Regions from separate parts of the Mus musculus genome. Here region 2 is linked to region 1. A link is a loop called in an ENCODE intact Hi-C map of the cell type or tissue named here. Cell type or tissue: gastrocnemius. All regions are shown on one strand.

The links. A loop is a pair of places that touch in the nucleus more often than their neighbours do. Peaks named below come from ENCODE experiments on the same cell type or tissue, not always from the same donor. Only the 100,000 strongest peaks of a DNase experiment are listed, where the experiment ranks them.
Region 2: it touches region 1 in a loop (4-fold over the local background); 1 of 42 quality-filtered maps calls a loop at or near these places.

The regions. Positions count from the first base shown.
Region 1 is chr10:67,547,006-67,551,005 of GRCm38, reverse strand. Ado (2-aminoethanethiol (cysteamine) dioxygenase) reads left to right here and starts at 2,051. Exons shown (of 1, transcript NM_001005419.2): 1 at 2,051-4,000. The coding sequence starts at 2,233. The coding sequence ends at 3,003. In gastrocnemius, CTCF peaks have their summits at 1,403 and 1,613; DNase peaks (open chromatin) are centred at 1,648, 1,937 and 3,078; H3K4me3 peaks cover 3,223 bases; H3K27ac peaks cover 3,094 bases.
Region 2 is chr10:68,137,008-68,141,007 of GRCm38, reverse strand. The region is part of intron 4 of Arid5b (AT rich interactive domain 5B (MRF1-like)); the gene reads left to right. Among named protein-coding and RNA genes, the nearest start is that of Gm51770, 12 kb to the left of the region's middle. In gastrocnemius, a CTCF peak has its summit at 1,743 (motif pointing right); a DNase peak (open chromatin) is centred at 1,052; H3K4me3 peaks cover 305 bases; H3K27ac peaks cover 2,325 bases.

The DNA.
Region 1 (4,000 bases):
TTTATACAAGTAAAGCCAGTAAGCAAAAAAATCTGTATGTGAAAACAAAAGAACTTTCTCTTAAATATTCCTTACTTTACAAATAAACTGCATGGGATTTCCTTACATGATGAACTTCCATAGTGCATTTAAGGATGGCACACCACCAGCTTCTAAAACACAAGTAATCTTTTTGTTTGTTTGTTTGTTTGAGACAGGGTTTCTCTGTGTAGCCCTAGCTATCCCTGGAACTCACTCTGTAAGCCTCGAACTCAGAAATCCGCCCGCCTCTGCCTCCCGAGTGCTGGGATTAAAGACGTGCGCCACCACTGCCCGGCTCAAACACAAGTAATCTTAAGGATCCATTTACGTAGCCAAATAGTTGCTCTTACTGTGGAATGTAAATGGGGTTGGCTCACCATTTACAGATCTCACAGTGACACCCCCCCCAACATGGGTGCTGAACCTCGAACCACTTCAGTGGGCACCTCTCAACCAGAATTCTATCCTTCACCCCAATACTGAATCAGAAGCCCTGGGGTATAACGTCTAGAATCGCCCTTTAAGCTACCGAGGGACTTTGGGTGAGAAACAATGACTCAGAAGTCTGGATGCATCAAACCCAGCATTCTTTGGAGGAATGAACTGAGGACTTGGAAAGGTACGCTGTGCAGAAAGCCACAGCTTGTGAGCACCACAATAAGCTGCAGAAGCTACGTCCTTGTGTCCCTTGGTTCCTTTTACACCAATTCAAACTGTGTTTCGTTAAGTTGCACTTACGTCTTTTCCAAATGCGCACCTGCAAATTAATCTCTCGTGTACAGGCGGGGAATAATACAGTCAGTGCCTACGTCTTAAAAGTTTCTGTGAGGGTATTACTAAGATAAAACTCATTATTTAATGTATTTAACAAGGTACCTGGAATACCACACTTACTGGCTAGGATGCAAAACCCACACACACATACACACTAAAAGCCTGCCTTCTTAACTGAAAAGGATTTCCTGGGCCACTGCAGTTATAAACCCATGTTTAATTCTGAAAGTCCAAGAAGACCTTAAATTCAAGGGTAAGATTTAAATTCATAATATCTACTATCTTCCTTTGCCAGCCACCACCTACGTCTGCAAAAAGTCCAGAGAATAATCACTCTGCGGTGACCTAACTTCATAAACCAGCCCGATAGTTGCATTGCTCTAGAGACTCATGACAGCGATAATCTATTCTGACAAAACGCCCCTTGCCCCTCAACTGGTGTTTCTCGGGCGCCCTACGGATGGATAACCACTAGTATACAGAACCCTTGGCTGTAGCAAATGGCCTCTCAAAGCTTCCCGCTATCAGTGAGTCAAGGAGCAGCGTCATCAGGCCCAGAGGCAAACAACAGCTGCGCACAGCTGTGCTGGGTGACCGCTTTGGTTACCCGCCCGACCCCATTCACCTCCTAAGAAACAGAAAAATAGACAAGCGCCATCCACAGATCTCCACGGCGCACACAGTGTGGCCTACGAGCAGCTAAGGTTGACCCCGAAACCTCATTCCTAGGGAGCAAGGGTCAAAGGTGACCCCGAGTGACCCAGCAGGCCCTAGCGGCACAAGAAGGTTAACGACCCTCTTGTGCCGTTTTTTTCCCAGCGGCGAGAAGCCTCCACCAGCTGCCGGAAGTATGTCACCCCGACTGCGGGGATGGCGGGAGTTGTAGTTAACTGGCTATATCTCTTGCAATAATAGTTCAGTTTTATCAAACAAGTAAACACCCTGAGGCTCTGCAAAACGAACGCGCTGCTCGCTTTCTGCCAAGTTCTTAAAAAAATCCTGGTTTCCCCTGCTCCGCAGGACGCGTTCGTGCCCCGCGCAAGCGCAGGCTCGGACTACACATCCCAGCGTGCCTTGCGGCGCTCCCGCCGCGCCCGGCTGTAGTCGTTGGTGTGGGCCGCGTGAATGGAGCTCCGCGCGTGAGGCAGCGCCTGGCACGGCCCGCGCCAGCGCCTGTCTGGGCCCCGGAGCGTGAGTGCGGGTAGCGGCCGTGCGCGTGCGCACTCGCCTTCGCGCGCGGGCAAGCGCCCGACCATTGGCGCGCTAAGCGGGCGACCGTGCAAGGCGGCCCCGCGCGCCCCGCTGGCCGGTTGTTGCGGGGAGGTCTCCCGCCTGGCGCGGGGGTCCGCGCGGGTAGCCGTGGCGGCCGCCGGAGACCGCAAGGGGCGGCGCAGAGGCGGAACGGGCCGGCCGCGAGCCGCGCAGGAAGCGCCAAGCATGCCCCGCGACAACATGGCCTCCCTGATCCAGCGCATCGCTCGCCAGGCGTGTCTCACCTTCCGCGGCAGCTCGACGGGCTCCGAAGGGCCGGCGCCGGGCTTCCCGGAGAACCTGAGCCTGCTCAAGAGCCTGCTGACCCAGGTGCGCGCCGAGGACCTCAACATCGCGCCGCGCAAGGCGCTGCCGCAGCCGCTGCCCCGCAACCTCCCGCCGGTCACCTACATGCACATCTACGAGACGGAGGGCTTCAGCCTGGGCGTGTTCCTGCTCAAGAGCGGCACGTGCATCCCGCTGCACGACCACCCGGGCATGCACGGTATGCTCAAGGTGCTGTACGGCACGGTCCGCATCAGCTGCATGGACAAGCTGGACACGGGGGCCGGGCATCGGCGGCCGCCGCCAGAGCAGCAGTTCGAGCCCCCGCTGCAGCCCTTGGAGCGGGAGGCCGTGCGACCGGGCGTGCTGCGTTCCCGGGCCGAGTACACCGAGGCCAGTGGGCCCTGCGTGCTCACTCCACACCGGGACAACCTGCACCAGATTGATGCCGTGGACGGGCCAGCTGCCTTCCTGGACATCCTGGCCCCACCCTACGACCCGGAGGACGGCCGGGACTGCCACTATTACCGTGTAGTGGAGCCCATCAGACCCAAGGAGGCTTCCGGCTCTGCCTGCGACCTTCCCCGAGAAGTGTGGCTCCTGGAGACACCACAGGCCGACGACTTCTGGTGCGAGGGAGAGCCCTATCCAGGCCCCAAGGTCCTACCTTGAAGCTCCTGCCGCCCGGGGAACTGTGGGCCAAAGATGTACCCTGCCCTGCTCAAGAAAGGCCTGGCTGCCCTCTATCTTCCATAAGGGCTCTTCTCTCCGCCCCCTCGCCTGGACGATGGATTTACTGGAGTGACCAGCGCCACATCTTGAGGAACCTTGGGGAACACGGCCCACTGGAGTACAGCCACCACCGGGCACGGTTATGGGGGCGGGTGGGCGGAAGGCTAGGTTGATTCCTGGTATCCTCAGTGCCACCAAGGCTTTGATTTAAGGGAACCGGGCAGGGACCCTAAAGCGCTTCCATCCTAAAGCCATAATGAAACCATTTTTGTTTCTCATTCTCTACAAAATACACTAAGTAGTTTTGAATCCCTCTTCCCTTCGGTGACTCAGATTTGTTTTCTCTCCTGCCCACGATTGCTCCTTAATAGTTTAATTTATTACTGATTGTGCATGACCTTGAATTGTTCTTGTTTTCTTTTTTTTTTTTTTTTTTTTTTTTTTAGTTATTCGTTTGGTTAAAACACACACACAAACTACTCAGCATCTAAAGTGAGGAGTTCTGAAAAGACATCTTTCTAGCACTGGGGTTCACCCTCATAACTGTGCGTGTTGAGGACGATGTCTTTCCTCCCCTGGCTTGGTAGCCACTTCTGGTGTACTCAGGTAACCTTTAGTAAGAAGGTCACATACGCGAATTCTCTTGTCAGGCCCTTAAAGCTCGTCTTTCCCTTGGGTCTCAAGATCTGTCGTTTAAACAAATTTTTTTGTTGCTATTGGGGATTTGCCTTTAAAGCAAAGACGATTATTATCCTCAGCTGACTTTTTCCTTGACGTGCTTCAAAGATGATACAATAATTATGTGTTTTCTAACCAGACGATTCCGAGGAGCGGAATCTGCTATGCTTCCAAATAACTGAATGTAAAGGCCCTGGCCACCTGTTGAATTCCATACTCGTATTTACTTCCAGCTTCTTCCTAGGAAAGAAGAGAAAGA
Region 2 (4,000 bases), 590 kb before region 1:
GATTTCTTTTTTCTCTCTTCCCCCCCCCACCCCCCAAGAAAGAGCAATACTCCATGTTGAAACATGCCAGGGTATTTTAAGATTATTGTCTATAAAGAAAAATTCCCAGAACTTCACTGTCCTCAGAGGAAAGGCATTACAGAAATGTAACCTATCACCAGGAACAAGGGGTTTGCTTTCTGGCTCATATTTAAAATACACACAGTTTGAAAATTCAATGACTTAATGCTCCACTCACCTCCTGTAGACACACACACACACACACACACACACACACACACACACAGTCAACTCTTAGGAAGATGATGTTTGTTTGTTTTTTCCATTTCTCTATTTCCAGGCTCTCCCAGCAAGTAAGACCCTTTATGCTATCAGTAGACACAAAGAACTTCTCTAATGAATATGTAGCGTGGTCGCCAGGGAGAAGAGACCTCTCCAAAATGGGAAGAACGGGTTGTTAGCTTGCCGATGAGTCAATCCAGCTTTTAGAGCTGTTTGTCTTTGTAGGATTTCCAAGATCATAAATGGTATTAAAAAATAAATAAATAAAAATGACGGCCATGACAGGAAGAGCCCAGCGGGTGTGTGTGTGTGTGTGTGTGTGTGTGTGTGTGTGTGTGTGTGTGTGTGTAAGCAACATTTAAGCCAAAAGCTTGAGCCTTGCCAGTAACTAGTTACATTTCCTTTGTTGTATTATTATTTCTAGAATCTGGACTGAGTTTCCCACACGTGAGCTGCCTGACTGAGTAACTTGTCTGAACCCATAGCTAAGTGGATACATACAAACGCCTACTTGTTTTTGTTTGTTTGTTTGGGTAAATAGTCCCTTTAAGAAAAAAAGAGAAACAGCAAACTGTGGCTGCTCTGCTGTAGAGAAGATAGACTGTATCCACTGATAAGAAAATGGTAACAATAGAAAACAATGGTCTGAACATGGAGGTATAGCATGCTTCTTAGGGAGTTAATGTCTACGAATATAGCAGCTGCTTTGCAAACGTGAGCATGTGTTGGTTGGCAGAGGAAGATGGACAGATGGACAACTGAAGAGAAAAAGGTTTTGTTTTCATTGCAACCAGAGAAATCTCTCACTCATCAGCCAATAGCTTCCCCTGTAAAGGGGTCTCCGGCATAAAGCTTTGACCAAGTTTAACTATCCTTAAGGCCATTGAACAGAAGTCCTGTTGCTGACTGCCGAGTCCCAACCTGAAGAGGAGCCCTGCTCTGGTGGGTCCAGAAGAGGCTGTGTGCATGCTAGGCTCACAGAAGCACGTGATATTTGAGGGTGTTTTGGTTTAGTGGAAGCTGGGAAGCTTGTTGTGGACTGCCAGAGGTGTTGATTGGTATACTCATCAAGAAGTTATGTGACTGGGAGTGGGAGTGGGGTGGCTACTCAGGAAGACCCTGGCTAAATCACAATTGCCCAGGCAGCAATCCCATTGGCGATAATCAGTTTTGTGGTCTGAGACAGTCTCAGTTTGCTGATCTGTAGAATGGGGAGGATAATAACAGTGCTGACCACCCGAGTTTGCTGCGAGCTTTAGTGGAGTTATTATTGGAAGACAGAGCCCTGGCTGGCACTTAAGACATTCCCAGGAAGGATGAGACACTATTTTCTTCCGAGTGCAAAGTGGGGACCAGAGAGACAGCGGGTCTGTGGTTAAGAGGTCTTGCTGTTCTACCAGAGAAGCACCCATGTGTAGGTGTGTGAGGGAGCACAAGTGCCCTCGGAGACCAGGAGATGGCATCAGATGCCCTTGAGCTAGAGTTAGGGTTAGGCCATTGGGAATGGGTGTTGAGGACTGGACTTAAGTCCTCTATAAGAAGAGTATGCACTCTTTAACTGTTGAGATGTCTTTCCAACATCAAAATAAAATATAGAAGGAAGAGGAGGAGTACAGATGTAAGGAGGACTTACATACGTACTCACACACTGAATTCTGAGGGCCCAAGACTACACTGGCTTGTGAGTTATGTGTACAAGTGAAAGTAGCCAAAATTAGAATAGCTTTACAAAGTCACTTGATTTTTGTGGGGTTTTGTTTATTCATTTGTTTTGTCTTCTTAATTGTCTTTATTTTATTCTTTTTACTTTTTTTTCTTCTATTTGAAAGTAGATTCTCTTCTCGTGCAGTATCTTGATGTTGGTTTCCTCTCCCTCTCTTCCTCCCCGTTCCTCCCTACTTTGCCTCCTGTCCGGATCCACACTCCCTTTCCGTCTCTCCTTAGAAAAGAACGGGCTTCTAGGAGATAACAACTGAAAGTGAGATAATAAAATACGATACGGGGAAGCAAAAAAGCCATCATATTGAAGTGGGACGTGGCAAATGAGAGAAGGAAAGGAGCCCCAGGAGCATGCACAAGAGTAAGAGACCCACTCCTCCTCACAGTCAGGGACGCATAAACCTACTAAGCTAATAGCTATACTATATAGTCAGAGGACCTTGTGCGGACACACGTGGGCCCCGCGCTTGCTGCTTCAGTCTGTGTGAGCTCATTTCTATGCTGCTTAGTTGATTCCCGGGGCCATGTTCTCCTGGTCCCTTCTGACTCCCTTTTTACCTACTCTTCCAAGGGATTCCCTGAACTCTGAGGGGGCAGGATCTGATGGTGACCTCTAATGTAGTCTCTGTGTGTGTGATGTCTGGCTGTGGGTCGCTGCTTCTGGCCTGAGGAAGCCTCTCTGATGACAGAGCTGTCACTGGTGAGAGTAGACCTTGGACCCGAGAGATCACTCTTCCCTCAAAGCAAGACTCGGGACCTTGGATTTGACACTTGCTTTCCAGGAGGGAATAAGTAGAGTATTCAGGATGGCTGGAAGGTGAAGGGATGTTTCTCTTATGAGAGAATGAGCTTCAAAGTCCTGCTTTACCCAGACTACTCCACCGTGGAGCATTCACTTTTTAATCATTGGTATAGAGAACGATTTGTTTCTCTACCCTGGAGGAAAGTAGGTATAACTCAGGGGCGGAATATTTGTTATCCCCCCCAACCCCCATCCCCAGTCGCAAAGCTCCACTGAGGGTCTTAGGAAATAGGAAGGTTTCCTGTTGCATTATGGGGTTCCGGTCACCAGTTCTTTATGGTCACCGCCCCTAGCACACTGACGGTTCGGTTCGTGACTGATATGGGGTCCAAGGCTGTGGTGAAGGCGAAGGTTTGACAGTAGTCAGGAAGCCAAGGCTTCTATCCCTTGTCCCCCTGTTACCTCAAGCTTCTAGTTTAGGTCGCCAAAGCATCGGAGGTAAGGTACAAAAGTTCCCAGCGTGACACATGTGTCACGTGATCCAAGTTGGCAGCCTCCACTTTCTTACAAGGATGCGATGAGTTATGTGGGTATTTGTGTTTCCATTAGTCACATTCTTTCATTCAACAAATTCCGGTGACACAAAGCTACCTCCCTAATGTTATGTAAATGAGAGTCAAAGCCAATGGCCCCACCCTCAAAGATGGTCCATTCAGGTATAACAATGCTGTACCCAGCCTTCCGGACAAAGAATACAAAGACTATGCTGGGTGGAGTGGGGGACTGGGGGGAGGGGAATCCTAGTTGGAAGTAAAAGTCGGGTTTTCATTTGCAGGGCCTTGGCCAATTAAGAACCAAAGACTCCATATTTAGAGTTGTGTGATCGGTATGCTTGGTCTCCTCCGTTCTAACCTTGGTAGTTCCCAGAATCTGCTGGGTATCTGGGTTCTGAAAACAGCCCCAAAGATGAGGAAATCAACCCAGTTTCAGGGTGGTTCTCGCAGGTTCTCAGAACTTTTGCTTTGCTATTTAAAACTCAGGGTTCAGTGCAAGGCTCTGTCTTTAGACAGGGCCTTTGGGCTTTGACAGCTTCTCTGGAAATAAAGGCCTTTTAGGTTTTAAGTGCTTTTCAAAAATGTGAGGAGGGAAAAGATGGCTTTGACAAGTCTCAGAACAGAGGCCATATTGTTCCGTTTCGGCTGAGGGGATCTCTCAGAGCTCCTCTCTCTAGTCCTGTCTGCTTCTGCCTGCTCACTG